Regions from separate parts of the Homo sapiens genome. Here region 2 is linked to region 1. A link is a loop called in an ENCODE intact Hi-C map of the cell type or tissue named here. Cell type or tissue: CD14-positive monocyte. All regions are shown on one strand. Each heading gives the region's core, and the rest is flanking DNA. Links, peaks and the distances in the headings are about the cores only. Region 1 overlaps SLC5A10 (solute carrier family 5 member 10). Region 2 overlaps PRPSAP2 (phosphoribosyl pyrophosphate synthetase associated protein 2).

Region 1 (8,000 bases), core at 1-8,000:
GTGGGCGCTGCCCATGGTTACATGGGGGTTGGTGGCAGCATAGACGCATGGCAGCAGCGGCCACCACATGCAGAACCCCCCACAGTGTCCAGGGCCTTCCTGAGCTGCTTAGTGAATCCTGTACCAGCCTGAGAGGAGCACAGTGCCCTGTCATTTGCAGAGGTGGGAATGGGCTTGGTGCAACCAACTTGCTTGACATCCGACTCAGTCTGACCCCACAGTATGCACCTGCTCTCTGCCCCCATTCACTTCTTGATCCCAGGGCCCTGTGGCCACAGTCTGAGGCCCAGCGGCTATGGGTGCACGGGGGCTGGGCGGAGGAAGCAGGGTCATGTGCCTGACCAGCGCCCCCTCCCTCTGTTGCAGCTTCACGTGGTCGGCCGCGCGGACGGACCGGAATGTGATCTCTGTGCTGTCTGGCCAGGTGGTGGAGATGTTTGACCGGCAGTTCCAGGAGCTGTACCTCATGTCACACAGTGTGAGCCTCAAGGGCATCCCTATGGAGAAGGAACCGGAGCCGGAGCCTATTGTGCTGCCCTCTGTGGTCCCCCTGGTGCCCGCGGGCACTGTGGCCAAGAAGCTCGTCAACCCCAAGTACGCACTTGTCAAGGCCAAGAGCGTCGACGAGATTGCCAAGATCTCCTCTGAGAAGCAGGAGGCCAAGAAGCCCCTGGGGCTGAAAGGCCCAGCGCTGGCTGAGCATCCAGGGGAACTCCCCGAGCTGCTGCCACCCATCCACCCAGGACTGCTTCACCTGGAGAGGGCCAACATGTTTGAGTACCTGCCCACGTGGGTGGAGCCAGACCCGGAGCCTGGCAGCGACATCCTGGGCTACATCAATATCATCGACCCCAACATCTGGAACCCCCAGCCCAGCCAGATGAACCGCATCAAGATCCGTGACACCTCCCAGGCCAGCGCCCAGCACCAGCTGTGGAAGCAGAGCCAGGACAGCAGGCCCCGTCCAGAGCCTTGCCCTCCCCCAGAGCCCAGTGCCCCCCAGGACGGTGTCCCAGCTGAGAACGGCCTCCCCCAGGGGGACCCTGAGCCATTGCCCCCCGTGCCCAAGCCCCGGACAGTCCCTGTGGCAGATGTACTAGCCCGGGACAGCAGTGATATTGGCTGGGTCCTGGAGCTCCCCAAAGAGGAAGCTCCCCAGAATGGGACAGACCATAGGCTACCCAGGATGGCAGGCCCAGGCCACGCCCCACTCCAGCGGCAGCTATCTGTGACCCAGGATGACCCCGAGAGCCTCGGGGTGGGGCTCCCCAATGGGCTGGATGGGGTGGAAGAAGAAGATGATGACGACTACGTAACCCTCAGTGACCAGGACAGCCACTCAGGCAGCTCCGGCCGTGGCCCTGGCCCCCGACGGCCCTCAGTGGCTTCCTCTGTGTCAGAGGAGTACTTCGAGGTGAGAGAGCACTCAGTCCCTCTCCGGAGGCGCCACTCAGAGCAAGTGGCCAACGGGCCAACCCCACCACCGCGCCGGCAGCTGAGTGCCCCCCATATAACCCGAGGGACCTTTGTTGGACCCCAGGGTGGCTCCCCATGGGCCCAGAGTCGGGGAAGAGAAGAAGCAGATGCGTTGAAGAGGATGCAGGCCCAGCGCTCCACAGACAAGGAGGCACAGGTGGGTCAGGGTCCCTGCACACCAGGGGTCACGAGTCCCTCCCTGCCAGCCACCCAAGAGCTCGAGCTGTTGTCTTCTGGGCTACCATGTCCCTGACTCTGATGACTTCAATTCCCTTGTTACAGATGGGGAAACTTGATGAACAGGCAGGGGTGGGAACCGGCCAGGGCCATATGGAAGGCCATCATTAATGCTGGGGACTCTTGGTCCCAGCATCCTGAAAAGGCAACCTAAGAAAATGCACGTTTCCCCACCTAGAGGTCTCCAAAGCCTGTGGTTAGAGGATCTTGATGGCACCTGCCAGATGGGTGGCACAGTCCCTAGTTTGCAGATGAGGAAAAGGCGGGGCACAGGGACGTTCATTTACAGCCTTGAGGTCACACAGCAGTAAGTGATACCTGTCCAGACCTTGTGCCAAGCCACATCCATGTTAATCCCTTTGATTGTGGCCCTGAGGACCACTCTCCCCACTCCCCAGGTTGGGGAACAGTTCACATCTATCCTTTGCCTCTTCTTCTGGTGACGTTTGCAGGACAAGGTCCCAGAACCCTGGGTGCCCTGCAGCCTGGGTTCAGTGCCCGGAGCCCGTCCTACCTGGGAACAATGCGCGGCTGATCATGCCCGGCATGATGATCAGGCCCATGGGGAGCATCTTGAGGTAGCTGGCCAGGATGGAGCCCGCCTTGGCATGGTTCAGGTCCCGGGCTGACAGTGATCGCTGCACGATGACCTGGGGGTGGAGTGCGAGACGGGGTGAGTCCAAGCCTGAGGGACACTTGTGTCAGGATTGGTCCTTGGTGGGCCTCAGGGAATGGGCATGAGGCACGATGATGTCCCATTAGCCTCTGACCTGCCCAAAACAGCCACACTCAAAGCCCCAATACTGTCAGGGTCCCACCAGGAGAGCTCACTTCAGCAGGCCAAGCAGCGAGAGCCGAGGTACACTCATTCCCAGGGACTCAGTCCCCTGACCTGTCAATAGGGGAGGTGTGGATCCTGCCCAGCCCACCACCCCTGGCAATTGTCAGGGCTGGAGGAGACCCTGGGTGGGGTGGTATGGGGACATACACCCCTACCCTCATCTCCTGGACCCTCATGACAGCAGCTGGCACATTTATAGTGCCAGGAGCAGACACTGGCGCCAACTGTGTTTGCATGGCTGGCAGAGTTCAGGTGCTTTAAGACCTGGGGTTTTGAAAGCTTGCAGTTCAGTAGCAGAGGGAGGCTAGAAGCTATCTGAGGACACCGGCCCTTCTGGGAGCCTTCAGCAAATCCTAACCAGGCCTTTCCAGATTTGCAGAATGGGAGGAGGGAGCGGTAATTTGGACCCATAATGTCTGAGATCTCTCCCAGCACTGATATTACGATTCTACTTCAAAAGAGTTACTTTTTTTTTGAGTCGGAGTCTTGCTCTGTCGCCCAGGCTGGAGTGCAGTGGTGCGATCTCGGCTCACTGCAAGCTCCGCCTCCGGGTTCACGCCATTCTCCTGCCTCAGCCTCCCAAGTAGCTGGGACAACAGGCGCCTGCCACCACGCCCGGCTAATTTTTTGTATTTTTAAAATAGAGACGAGGTTTCACCTTGTTAGCCAGGATGGTCTTGATCTCCTGACCTCGTGATCGCCCGCCTCGACCTCCCAAAGTGCTGGGATTACAAGCGTGAGCCACCGTGCCCAGCCCAAAAGAGTTACTTTTTAAACAGCTTTATTGAGATATTCACAGACCATATAATTCACCCAAAGTGTACACTGTTCCCATGGTTTTTAGTACGTTCACAAAGTTGTACGACCTATGACTCTGAAACGTAACTAGTTTTCCTTTGCGGTTCCACAGTTTAAGTCACCAGCTGCAACTCAGGAGCAGGAAGCCTCTATGATTTTTTTTTTCTTTGAGATGGAGTTTCACTCTTGTTGCCCAGGCTGGAGTGCAATGGCGCAATCTCGGGTCACCGCAACCTCTGCCTTCCAGGGTTCAAGGGATTCTCCTGCCTCAGCCTCCCAAGTAGCTGGGATTACAGGCATGAGCCACCACGCCCGGCTAATTTTTTTTTGTATTTTTAGTAGAGATGGGGTTTTACCATGTTGGTCAGGCTGGTCTTGAACTCCCGACTTCAGGTGATCTGCCCGCCTCGGCCTCCCAAAGTGCTGGGATTACAGGTGTGAGCCACCGCATCCGGCTGCCTCCGTGATTTTAACTTACTTTCCAAGCTTGCTAGTTTAACGGACGGCTCCCAGCATTTACCCCTAAGCTGTGGATGTCACGGAAACATTAATTACAGAGGCTAGGAATGCCTGCGGGCTGCAGCCTCCGAACGCAGGGCAAGCTGCTGTCCTTCCTGCTTCTCTGCCAGCTTGCTGTGACTTGGGAGAAGCCCTTGCCTCAGTTTGGGCCTCAGTTGCCCCATCTGGACAATGAGAGAGTTAGACGGTGGTTCTGTCTAGGTGCTTGGGAGAGAAGCATTTCCCTAAGACCCTGAATGTCTTTTTGCCATTGGTGGGATATTTGCCTCTATATTCCAATCTGTGCTCATGTCAGCTGGCCCTGGGACAGGTGCTGTCACCCCAAGTAGAGAAGCTGAGGCTCAGAGTTTCCATGAGCTGTGAGGCCTGCCAGTCCCCCTGAATAGGGCAGGGGCTTTCCCCACCCCTGACTGTCAGATAGCAAGGCTGGGCCCCCAACTCAGATGTCAGCAGGCCACTGCTCACCCCCACCTCCCAGCACTGGTGTCTAGTCCCAGCCAGGCGCTCTTCCCTGAGGAAGCCGGCACTCACTCCCTGAGTGGCCATTTCACCTTGGGCTCCTCATCTGCAAAATGAGGAGAGTTGTTGCAACGACTTAAGTGAGGCTGCTAGTGTAGCCGGCCAAGCCTGTCCCTGGCTCCTCAAGGGCCTCCGGTGAATGTGAGTTCTCTTTCTCAGGGAAGATGATGAGTGAGTTTTGGGGTGTGGCCATTGGAGTCAGCACGCTGCCCACGAAAGCTGTGGTTGCTGTTATGACTGAGGTGGCTGCTACTGACTAAGGGAGGGCACCCGGCCTGGAGCTGCGGCATCAGCAGGTGACAGAGCTGGCAGGACCCTGGGAGGCCTTCTGGTCTGTGCACTGCCCTGTTTCACAGACAGGGACACCAAGGCCCAGGGAGGGGCAGGGGCATAGCCCAGACGGGAGCCCAGACCAGGGCTCTGTCCACTGGACCCTTTGCCTCTTTGTTACTGGTTTTGTTTCTGGTTAGAAAAATGCCACCTACTTGTCATGGATGAGCCAGAAGATAGTGAACGGTCCATGCCTGTATCCCAGCACTTTGGGAGGCCAAGATGGGTGGATTACTTGAGGTCAGGAGTTCAAGACCAGCCTGGCCAACATGGTGAAACCCCATTTCTACTAAAAATACAAAAATTGGCTGGGCATGGTGGCTCATGCCTGTAATCCCAGCACTTTGGGAGGCCTAGGTGGGCGGATCACGAGGTCAGGAGTTCGAGACCAGCCTTGCCAACATGGTGAAACCCCGTCTCTATTAAAAATACAAAAATTAGCCGGGCATGATGGTACACGCTTGTAATCCCAACTACTTAGGAGGCTGAGGCAGGAGAATTGCTCAAACCCAGGAGGCGGAGGTTGCAGTGAGCTGAGATCACACCACTGCACTCCAGCCTGGGTGACAGAACAAGACTATGTCTCTGGGAAAAAAAAAAAAAAAAAAAAAACTTAAAAAAAAATACAAAAATTAGCCGAGTGTGGTGGCACATGCCTGTAGTCCCAGCTACCTGGGTGGCTGAGACAGGAGAATCACTTGAACCCAGGAGGCGGAGGTTGCAGTGAGCCGAGATGGTGCCACTGCACTCCAGCCTGAGCAACAGAGCAAGACTCCATCTTAAAAAAAAGCAAAACACCCCTATGGTCTCAACACACAGAACTGCTACCTCCCTTCTGACTAGACTGTGGCTATCTTTGAGGGCTACCCTGGCCACAGAGCAAAGTGGAGTCAGACCTCTAGGTGCCCCTAAAAGTCCCCAGTGTCAGTGAGAGCCACACAGAGACCAGGAACCTCAAGTAGGACTAGTGCCTGGGTTTCTGGACCGAGGCCCCGCATCCACCAGGCAGACCCAGCCCAAGGGGTAGAGGATGGGGAGGTAGGGCAGAGGCCAGGCTACAGCTCCAATGCTGGTTGGTGTCCTGAACCACCTGGGGTCAGCAGTGTTCCTCCTCCACCTCCCTGTGTGATCCTCTCTGGGCCTCGGGCTCCTTATCTGTGCAGTGGGGCCTGCCCAACCCTGACCCCAAGGCCAGGACATGTGCAGATTCGTTTGGCCTTGATGGGAAAATCTCCTGACTGATGTTCCACCCAGAGAAGACCGTGCCATGCCAAGCCCATGCTGCATTGGGAGGAGGTGGGAGGTGGCGGGTGTAAAGGGGCTCAGCCTGGCAGGGTACCACTTGCCTACTGTGCCCTCCACGGCCAACCTTTCACCAGCCCCTTGCCCACTGGGGCTGGCCCTCAGCCCTCCCAGGAGAACTGGGCAGACGCCTGCTGTGAGCCCACATGTTCCCTGGAAAGCCCTCCCATGAGGCATGGCGGATGTGGGCAGCTTGTGAGCACAGCATGCCGGAGCATGAGGGGCCCTGCTTGAGGACCACGTGTTACAGATGGGGAAACTGAGGCCCAGCCTTCCAGAGCTTCTGATAGCTCCTAGTTGGGGTCTGTTCTTTTTTTTTTTTTTTTTAGACGGAGTCTCGCTCTGTCCCCCAGGCTGGAGTGCAGTGGCACAATCTCGGCTCACTGCTCACTGTCAACTCCACCTCCTGGGCTCACGCCATTCTCCTGCCTCAGCCTCCCGAGTAGCTGGGACTACAGGCGCCTGCCACCGTGCCCAGCTAATTTTTTGTATTTTTAGTAGAGACGGGGTTTCACTGTGTTAGCCAGGATGGTCTCGATCTCCTGACCTCGTGATCCGCCCATGTCAGCCTCCCAAAGTGCTGGGATTACAGGCTTGAGCCACCGCCCCCGGCCAGGTCCGTTCTTACTGTTGGAACCCAGGGAGGGTCTCTGGGCAGATACTGATGGAGCCCGTGCTGCTTGGGAGAGGAAGAGCAGAGTCGGGAACCACGGAAAAGTCACTCCACTCTGGGTTCGGATCCAGCTCTGTCTCTGGCCTCAGTGCTCTGGCCTATGAATGGAGCTGGTCGGGCCTACTCCCAGGGTAGGCCACGTGGGAAAGGCTTGTGTGAGCGCTGTGATCGTTCATTCCACAGAGGCTGGCTGTGGCTGCCTTGTCCTATGGTGGACCCCTGGGGCTGGGTCCAGAGGCATGGACAATTGTGGGGCCTGTGCCCACTGCTTCACAGGCCTTTTCCCACCCCCATGCTCCCTGGAGCTGCCCACGGCCTTTGGGACAAGCAAAGCAAGGGCACCATCTGCTTCTGCCCAGAGACAGGAAGCAGCTCATCTGAGGTCACCTGGAGGGCTGGTGACAGGGTCTTGAGGGCAGGGCCAGAGTCACCCCCTGCACTCAACAGAAACTCCTGCATTGCCTCCAACAACCCCATTCAGCCCATTTCCAACCACGTCCCAGGCCTGTGTCGGAATAGAGGAGGCTGCGGGGGTGAGCTGGGAGGAAGCTGCCTTGCTACACCCACAAAGGGCAGGATTATTCCCATATTACAGACAGGGGAACTGAGGCATCGAGTGACTAAACCAACTGGTCTAGGCCCACTCCCTGGTGAATGGCAGAGCCAGGAGGCGAACCCGGGCCTGCCGGCTCCTGTGTGCCTGAGCAGGGTCCTGTGCTGGGGCGGGGTTGGCCCTTCTTGCTCAGCCTCACTCTCTGCTCTCTCTCTCCCAGGGCCAGCAGTTTCATCATCACAGGGTCCCTGCCTCAGGGACTAGGGATAAAGACGGCTTCCCAGGACCCCCTAGGTACCGCTCTGCTGCTGACAGCGTCCAGAGCTCTACCAGAAACGCTGGCCCAGCCATGGCTGGCCCCCACCACTGGCAGGCCAAGGGAGGTCAGGTACCCCGCCTGCTTCCGGATCCCGGCAGCCCAAGACTGGCCCAAAATGCCCGCCCCATGACCGATGGCAGGGCCACCGAGGAGCATCCGAGTCCCTTCGGAATCCCATACTCCAAACTGTCTCAGTCGAAGCACCTAAAGGCCAGGACGGGCGGTAGCCAGTGGGCCTCATCGGATTCTAAACGGAGGGCTCAAGCCCCCCGGGACCGCAAAGACCCCTAGCAGCATGTCCCAGCCTGGAGCCACACCTTCTGAGGCCCCAGCCCAGACTCATGACGCGGAGGGCAGACAGGCCGCCTGGGCCTACCAGAGCCCACTGGGACGGCAGGAAGGTGGGATGGGCGGGAGACGTTGGCACTCACCT
Region 2 (8,652 bases), core at 349-8,348, 58 kb after region 1:
TTCTATGTTATGTGACTTTGACTTCAATTTTCTTTTAAGGCAATGTCACAAAAAGAAAAAGTTAAAATACTGTTCTAGATTGGGACTTTTCAACTGCTGAGATCTTGGGCCAGACACGTTTATGCTGCAAGGGACCACCCTACGTACTGTGAGAAGTTTAGCAGCATGTTTGGCCTCTACTCACTAGATGCCAGTAGCCACCCCCTTGATTCTGACAATCAAAACTATCTCCAGACATTTCCAAATGACCTCTAGGAGACAATATCCACTCCCTAATTGAGAACCACTGCTCTAGATTGAAAGAGATGAAAGACATATGACAACCAGAGGCAATGTGTGACCCCAGGTGAGCATCAGGAGAGGGCAAAAAAGTGTAACAAAACAAAGCAAAGCAAGATAAATTCCAGAACTGAAGTGACTTTTTACATTTTCAACAGTCCTACTCCCAGGACACTTGACCTCAATGCCGGTGAAAAAGTATAATGAATCACCCTCTAGGAAATCAATTTGACAAAAAGCCTTATATTCATACCTTCTGACTCATTAATCTCACTTTTAGAAGCTTGAAATGAAATAAGCCAAAGTATGGGAAAAGTGTTTTATCCACATATATTTCCTGCCACATTATAAGGGCAAAGAACAGAAGAAAACATAAAAACCCCAAATTAGGCTGTGGTTGGGCAGTCTAAGCCACATTCATACGATGGGTTATTAGCCATAAAAATGCTGTTTACAAGAGGCTGAGGTGGACAAATCGCTTGAGCCTGGGAGGTCAAGGTTGCAGTGAGCCGTGATTGTCACTGCACTCCAGCCTGGGTGACAAAGTGAGACCCAGTCTCAAAGAAAAAAAAAAGAAATTGCTGTTTCCTGTCAAAGTTTCTGGTGACCTGAGATGACACGTCGGGCAGCTGGGAGAAGGAGGCAGCAACATGCACAATTATGTATGAAGCATGCATCGCAGCTTTATGAAAATAAGGGTGAAAAACCAAAAAGAGGCTCACCAAATTAAAGTGGTGTGTCTTTGAATAGTGGCATCAAGCACTAATTATTATTTTCTTCTAACTTTTATGGATAATATTTTCAAATATTATATATAGTGCTTATATTCTGAAAAAGTATTTTCATTGTTTTTTAGTAGGCATATTTTCATCTATAAGAAATCAGAGGATACAAAATAATTTTTAAAATCTAATACTAAATAACAAAATCTTTATATTCGAGATGCTACAGGAAGAATGCTTTCTTTTCCCTTCATATATTATTTGCTAGTACCTTAAAAAAGTATTCTATGTAGGGTGTCCAATCATCAAATGTATAAAAACAATCAAATATTTAGGATCTATGAAACTAAAATTCTACTGCATTCCCAAAGACGGCCTGTAGTGATCACTACTTGAGTCAAAACATAAACATAGAAACATTATAATTAAAATTATGAATGAAACATAAAGATCCCACGAGTAAAGAAATATTAGAAAGAACATAGAGATCATCCAGTCCTATGAACTCATTTCCAGATGGGAAACCTGTAGTTCAGTGTCTGCAGTCCAGAGTCCACTCCCAAAGGCCACACCAAAAGCTAACACCCAGCAAGTTCCAAAGAAGCAGCGTTCATCTAAAGACTGCCAACGCGTTCCTCATCACAGCCCATGTGCTTACAGGACTGAAGAGGAACATATATTCTTCCATGCTCCCGGGCATGGCTCATCTCACCAATGGTCCCAGCCAGCCCTTGCAGGGTTCTGCTGAGGTTCCTAGACACAAGCCCCTCTGAGGCCAGGCAAGGATTCTGAAAGGGAGCGGCAGCCCCAGGCCTACCCCCCAGCACCAACAGCCTGGGCACGTGAGGCTGTGAGAAATGCACACACAAGCAAAAGGCTTTGAGGTCCTGAGCCAAACGCTTTATTAACACCCTCCCAGCCCCAAATCCTGAACCCTGGCTCTATCTCACTGCCTTCCTCCTCCTTAAATCCCCATTACTAAGTCCAAGAGACCCAAGAACACAGTGGAAAAAGCACAGGTTTTAGTCAGACATGTCCAGCTTGTCACTATGTGACTGCAGGGAAGTCGCTTTCTCTTTCTGATCCTGTTTATCTATAAAGTGGAAAATCATCACTCAATTAAAAGGGCTGTACTGGAGACTAATACACTAAAAATGTTCATTCCCTCCTGCTATCTTTTTTAGAGACAGGGTCTCACTCTGTCACACAGGCTGGAGTGCAGTGGCACCATCATGGCTCACTGCAGCCTCGACTTCCTGGGTTCAAGTGATCCTTTCACCTCACTCTCAAGTAGCTGGGATTACAGGCACACCACCATGCCTGGCTAATTTTTTTTTTTTTGAGAGGTAGTCTCACTGTGTTGCCCAGGCTGGAGTGCAGTGGCACAATCTCAGCTCACTGCAACCTCTGCCTCCTGGGTTCAAGTGATTCTCCTGCCTCAGCCTCCTGAGTAGCTGCGATTACAGGCACGAACCACCACACCTGGCTAATTTTTATATTTTTTAGTAGAGACAGCGTTTCGCCATCTTGGTCAGTTTGATCTTGAACTCCTGACCTCATGATCCACCCACCTCGGCCTCCCAAAGTGCTGGGATTACAGGTGTGAGCCACTGCGCCCAGCCGCCTGGCTAATTTTTAAACTTTTTGTAGAAACGGGGTTGTGCTATGTTGCCCAGGCTGGTCTCAAACTCCTGGGCTCAAGCAAACCTTCCACCTTAGCCTTCCACAGTGCTGGGATTAAAGGAGTGCGCCAAAGTACCTGGCCTCCCTCCCATCGTCTTTTTAACATTTCTCAATGTGCTCTGTCACTTTCATTCCCATTGTTACCAACCCCTAGAGCAATAACGCACAACAGAAATGAAAGCCACATATGCAATTTCAGATTTTCTAGTAGCCACATTACAAAAGCACAAAAAAAGGTAAAATTAATTTTAATAACATGTTTGATTTGATTCAACATATCAAAATATTACCATTTTAACACAGAGTCAATAAAACTTCACTAATGAGATACTTACATTAAAGTTTTCAGATTAGGGGTGTGTCCTTCACACTCCCACTGCTCCCCACCCCGTTCCCAGTGTGCAGGAGCCACATGTAGCCAGTGGCCACCCGACTGGACAGCATAGCCCAAGAGATCAAGCTCTCCTCCCATGTGCCTGCTCAACTTCATCAGCCTCCCGGATCTGGCCTCTGCACTTGCAGCCCTATCCCAAACACAGATGCAGGCCTGGCCTGCTGAACACTAAATGGCCCGGATCGAGAGCCTTTGTGGGCTGCCTTCTAGGACACGAGTGTATTTACTGGTATTCAAAGTCCTCCTTGGTTGGCTCCCCGCAGATACTGCTATCTTAGTCCATCTCTTCCCTCCAGGGGCCTCCTGGTAGTCAGGCTAGTGTCTTCCTGGCCACACCATGGCCCATCACTGAACGTCTCACCACTGCAGTCCTATCTCACTCACATAAGGCAGGCAGTGCTGGGTCCTGAGGGCTCGTCCTGGGCTTTCCACCATCTTGGCCTATCATGGGTCCACTCTGAGGATGGCCTCTTGCTGTCGCTCTTTTTCAGAAAAACAACAGGCCCAAGAACACACAGCTGATAAGTGATGGAGCCAGATGCAAACTCAAGCTCAGTCCCCCACCCCTTAGGAGATTTAACCCCTGCCCAGATGGCCTTCCCTTTCCACCTCAGTTGGGATCTACAAAGTATAGCTGGAATCCCAGCTGCGTGCATGGCTATCCCAACCACACTAGTTCCTTCTCTGGTTTTTTTTTCCCTCTATTTATAAATGAGCAAACTCCTGGGCAAGGCAAAAACCTAACAGTCCAGAATATACCTCTGTGACCTAAAAATTATTTTGAGCTGAAAGCATTTGAGTTCCTGAAGTCCCTTATATGCTGAAAAGCAGAGCCTCACAAAATAACTCCAAAGAACTCAACTGTGATAAATCTCCTCCCTGGGAACACCAGGGAAGACTGACTCTTATCGCTTAAGACCAGAAGAAGTCCAGACCACACCTAAACAGACGCTGTCAAAAACTAGCCTCTCTCCCATCTTTTCTCCTCAGCGCCCACTTCCCATCAGTCCCCTCCCTCCTCCTCTTCCCCTATTAAGGAGTCATCTTGGCCGGGCGCCTGTAATCCCAGCACATTGGGAGGCCGAGGCGGGCGAATCACTTGCAGTCAGTTCGAGGCCAGCCTGGCCAACATGGCGAAACCCTGTCTCTACTAAAAAAAAAAAAAAAAAAAAAAAAAAAAAAAAAAATAATAATAATAATAATAATAATAATAATAATAATAATACCAAAATTACCTGGGCATGGTGGCATGTACCGGTAGTCCCAGCTACCCAGGAGAATCGCCTGAACCTGGGAGGCCGAGGTTGCAGTGTGCCATGATTGCACCACTGCACTCCAGGCTGGGCAAAAGAGCGTTTCAAAAAAAAAAAAAAAGAAGTCATCTGTTTTCCCACAGGGGCCTTTTCTGCCCCTCCTGTTCCCCTATTAAGATGCTATATAAGCCCCAAATTGTAACCACTTCGAGTCACATTTTTGTGACTCACAAAAGAGTTTAATCACACACATCTGTATGTATGTGATTAAACTGCCTTTCCTCTTCCTCATCTGTCTTTTGCCAGTTTAGTCCATATGCCACCAAACACTGAATCTATGAGGGCAGGGGGTTAGGGTTCTTCCCCAACAACTCGAAGGTGGCATTTTTTTTTTTAATTAAGAAGATGTTATTAAGGCATGGGGAAGTTTCTTAAACACAAAAACAAATTCATGCATAACTCTACCACCCCAACCCAACTACATTCATTCTTCCTATTTCCTCCTGGTCTTTGCATAGACAAAGAGAGTGCTGTGGTCTGAAGATGGTGTCCTCTCAAAATGCTATGTTGGAACTTAATACCCAATGTGATAGTATTAACAGTGGGGCCTTTGGGAAATGATTAAGGCTCAAGGCCTCTGCCTTCATGAACAGGATTAGTGCCCTTACAGAGAGCTGCCTTGCTCCTTCCACCATCTGAGGACACAGTAACAAGGTGCCACCTCAGGAGCAGAGTGAGCCCTCATCAGACACCAATCTGCTGGTGCCTTGATCCAGGACTTCCCAGTCTCCAGAACTGTGAGCAATGAATTTCTGTTGTTTATAAATTACCCAGTCTGGCCGGGTGCAGTGGCTCATGCCTGTAATTCCAGTACTTTGGGAGGCTGAGGTGGACGGATCACCTGAAGTCAGGGGTTCGCGACCAGCCTGACCATCATGGAGAAACTCTGTCTCTACTAAAAATACAAAAATTAGCCAGTCGTGGTGGTGCGCGCCTGTAATCCCAGCTACTCAGGAGGCTGAGGCAGGAGAATCGCTTGAACCCGGGAGGTGGAGGTGGAAGTTGCGGTGAGCCAAGATCGTGTCATTGCACTCCAGCCTGGGCAACAAGAGCGAAATTCCGTCTCAAAAAAAAAAAAAAAATACCAAGTCTAAGGTATTTTGTTATAGTAGCCTTAACAAACTAAGACAGAAATTGGTACTGAGAAGTGAGTTGCTGCTGTATTAAATACCCACCAATGCAGGAGTGGCTTTGGAACTGGGTAATGGGCAGAGGCTGGAAGAGGAAAAGGCTAGAAAAAGACTGTATTGCTATGTACAGACCGTAAAGGGGAGCTCTGGTGAGAGTTCTGCTTTGGTTTGGATGTAGTTTGTCTCCACTAAAACTTATGTTAAAAATTTGGGCCAGGCGCAGTGGCTCACGCCTGTAATCCCAGCACTTTGGGAGGCCGAGGTAGGCAGATTGCCTGAGCTCAGGAGTTCAACCAGCCTGGGCAACAAGGTGAAACCCCATCTCTACTAAAATACAAAAAATTAGCCGGGTGTGGTGGCATGCACCTGTAGTCCCAGCTACTCGGGAGGCTGAGGCAGGAGAACTGCTTGAACCCAGGAGGTGGAGCTTGCAGTGAGCCAAAATCGTACCACTGCACTCCAGCCTGGGCGACAGAGCAAGACTCCGTCTCAAAAAAAAAAAAAAATTGATCCCCAGTGTGCGCTATTGAGAGGTGGGGCCTAGTGGGAGATGTTTGGGTCACAGAGGCAGATCCTTCATGAATGGATTAATGCCTTCCTATGGGGGTGAGTGAGTTCTTGCTCTCAGGGCACTTAGTTCCCATGAGAACAGGTTGTTATAAAAATGAGTTTGGCTTCCCAGGCTCTCTCGTTTCCTCTCTTGCCATGTGATTTCTCTGCACCCGCCTGCTCACTTTTCTTCTCCACCATGTTTCAACCTAGTGTGTGGCCCTCACCAGAAACTGCCAGATGTGATGCTATGCTCTTTAACTTACCAGCCCGAAGAACTGTGAGCTAAATAAAGTGTCTTCTTTATAGAATACCCAGTCTTATATAGTCTGTTATAGCAACACAAAACAGACTAAGACAGGCTCAGAAGAAAACAGCTGTAAAGAAAGCCTCAATCTTCTTAGAAATGATCTAAGTGGTCATGATCACAATGCTAGTAGAAAAACAGACAGTAGGCTGGTCATGGTGGCTCACACCTGTAATTTCAGCACTTTGGGAGGCTGAGGTGGAAGGATCGCTTTGAGCCCAAGAGTTCAAAACCAACCTGGGCAACATGGCAAAACTCCATCTCTACATAAAATACAAAAATTAGCCAGACATGGTGGCACATGCCTGCAGTCCCAGCTATTTGGGAGGCTGAGGTGGGAGGATCGATTGAGCCCAGGAGGTCAAGGCTGCTGTGAGCTGTGATCACACCACTGCACTCCAGCCTGAGCAAGAGAGTAAAACACTGTCTCAAAAAAAAAAAAAAAAAGGTCGGGTGCAGTGGTTCATGTCTGTAACCCCAGCACTTTGGGAGGCTGAGGCAGGCGGACCACTTGAGTTCAGGAGTTTTGAGACCAACCTGGCCAACATGGTGGAATGCCATCTCTATTAAAAATACAAAAATGAGCCAGGTGTGGTGGTGTGCACCTGTAGTGCTAGCTACTCAGGAGGCCGAGGCATGAGAATTGCTTGAACCCGGGAGCTGGAGGTTGCAGTGAGCCGAGATTGCACCACTGCATTCCAGCCTGGGTGACAGAGTGAGACTCCATCTCAAAAAAAAAAAAAGGGCAGTGAAATAGAATCTTTGGCAAAAGAGGGTGCATGGCTGCTCTTGACTGCTTATACTAAAATCCAAGAAGATGAATTAAAGATGAGATTTATCATCAAAGGGGAGGTAGAACTTAAATATTTGGAAAATTATCAGCCTGGCCATCTTGTAAAGAATGTAAAAGCAAGGCTGGATGCAATGGCTCAGGCCTATAAGCCCAAGAGTTTGGGAGGCCAAGGAGGGAGGATTGCTTGAGCCCAAGAGTTTGTGACCAACCTAGGCAACAAAGCAAGACCCCGTCTCTACCAAAAAAAAAAAAAAAATTAGCCAGGCCTGGTGCACACATCTATAGTCCCAGCTACTTGGGAGGCTGAGGTAGGAGAATGGCTTGGGCCCGGGAGGTGGAGGCTGCAGTGAGATCTGATCGCACCACTGTACTCCAGCCTGGAAGACAGATCAAGACTCTGTCTCAAAAAAAAAAAAAAAAAAAAAAAAAAGCAAAAACATGTTCAGGACAGAACTCCAAGTGTGTAGCCAAGCAAACTTTTCTTTTTTCTTTTTTTTTTTGAGATGGTGTCTCACTCTGTTGCCATGCTGGAGTACGGTGGCACAGTCTTGGATCTCAGCTCACTGCAACCTCCAACTCCCTGGTTCAAGTGATTCTCCTGCCTTAGCCTCCCGAGTAGTTGGGATTTAAGGCACGCACCACCATGCCCAGCTAATTTTTGTATTTTTTGTAGAGACGGGGTTTCATCATGTTGGCCAGGCTGGTCTTGATCTCCTGACCTCGTGATCCACCTGCCTCGGCCTCCCAAAGTGCTGGGATTATAGGTGTGAGCCGCCGCGCCCAGCCACCAAGCAAACATTTGATAAGGAGATTAGTATGGATAGAAAGAAGCCAGACGGCCAGGAGTGGTGGCTCACACCTGTAAGCACTTTGGGAGGTTAAGGCGGGTGGATCACTTGAGCTCAGGAGTTCAAGACCAGCCTGGGCAACATGGTAAAACTTTGTCTCTACAAAAAATACAAAAATTAGCCAGGTGCGGTGGCAAGTGCTTGTAGTTCCATCTACTCATGAGGCTGAAGTGGGAGGACTGCTTGGGCCCAGGAGGTGAGACTGCAATGAGCCATGATCGCACAACTGCACTCCAGCCTGGGTGACAGAGTGAGACCTTGTCTCAAAAAAAAAAAAAAAAAAAAAAAAAGAACCAGACGCTATTCATCAAGACAGTGACTCAATGACCCCAAAGGCATTTCTGAGATCTTTGTGACTGCCCATCTCATCATAAGCCTAGAATGCCAGGGTCTTGGGGGCAGAACGATTTCAAGGCTCCACTTCCCACATTCCAGAATACTCCTTACCCACTCCAGCTATAGCTCAAGCAGGTCCAACTATAGCTCGGGCCACCCCTCTGGAAGGCACAGGCAACAAACCACAGTGGTGTCCGTGCAGGGCCATCTCCACAGTGCACAGAGTGAATGAGCTGTGGGGGCACATCTACCTCTACCCAGACTTCAAAGGATGCCCCAAAGAGTGCCAGGGCCCAAG

What was found. Hi-C counts contacts between places; a loop is a spot of excess contacts. Peaks named below come from ENCODE experiments on the same cell type or tissue, not always from the same donor. Only the 100,000 strongest peaks of a DNase experiment are listed, where the experiment ranks them.
Region 2: it touches region 1 in a loop (2.9-fold over the local background); 4 of 110 quality-filtered maps call a loop at or near these places.

The regions. Positions count from the first base shown.
Region 1 is chr17:18,971,217-18,979,216 of GRCh38, reverse strand. It overlaps SLC5A10 (solute carrier family 5 member 10), which reads right to left. Exons shown (of 15, transcript NM_001042450.4): 8 at 7,999-8,000; 9 at 2,228-2,363. It overlaps FAM83G (family with sequence similarity 83 member G), which reads left to right. Exons shown (of 6, transcript NM_001039999.3): 5 at 367-1,633; 6 at 7,469-8,000. The coding sequence ends at 7,858. Among named protein-coding and RNA genes, the nearest start is that of SLC5A10, 23 kb to the right of the region's middle. RefSeq lists an enhancer at 7,512-8,000. In CD14-positive monocyte, for the core only: no CTCF peak of the experiment used is centred there; no DNase peak of the experiment used is centred there.
Region 2 is chr17:18,913,198-18,921,849 of GRCh38, reverse strand. The region is part of intron 9 of PRPSAP2 (phosphoribosyl pyrophosphate synthetase associated protein 2); the gene reads right to left. Among named protein-coding and RNA genes, the nearest start is that of SLC5A10, 35 kb to the left of the region's middle. In CD14-positive monocyte, for the core only: no CTCF peak of the experiment used is centred there; a DNase peak (open chromatin) is centred at 4,539.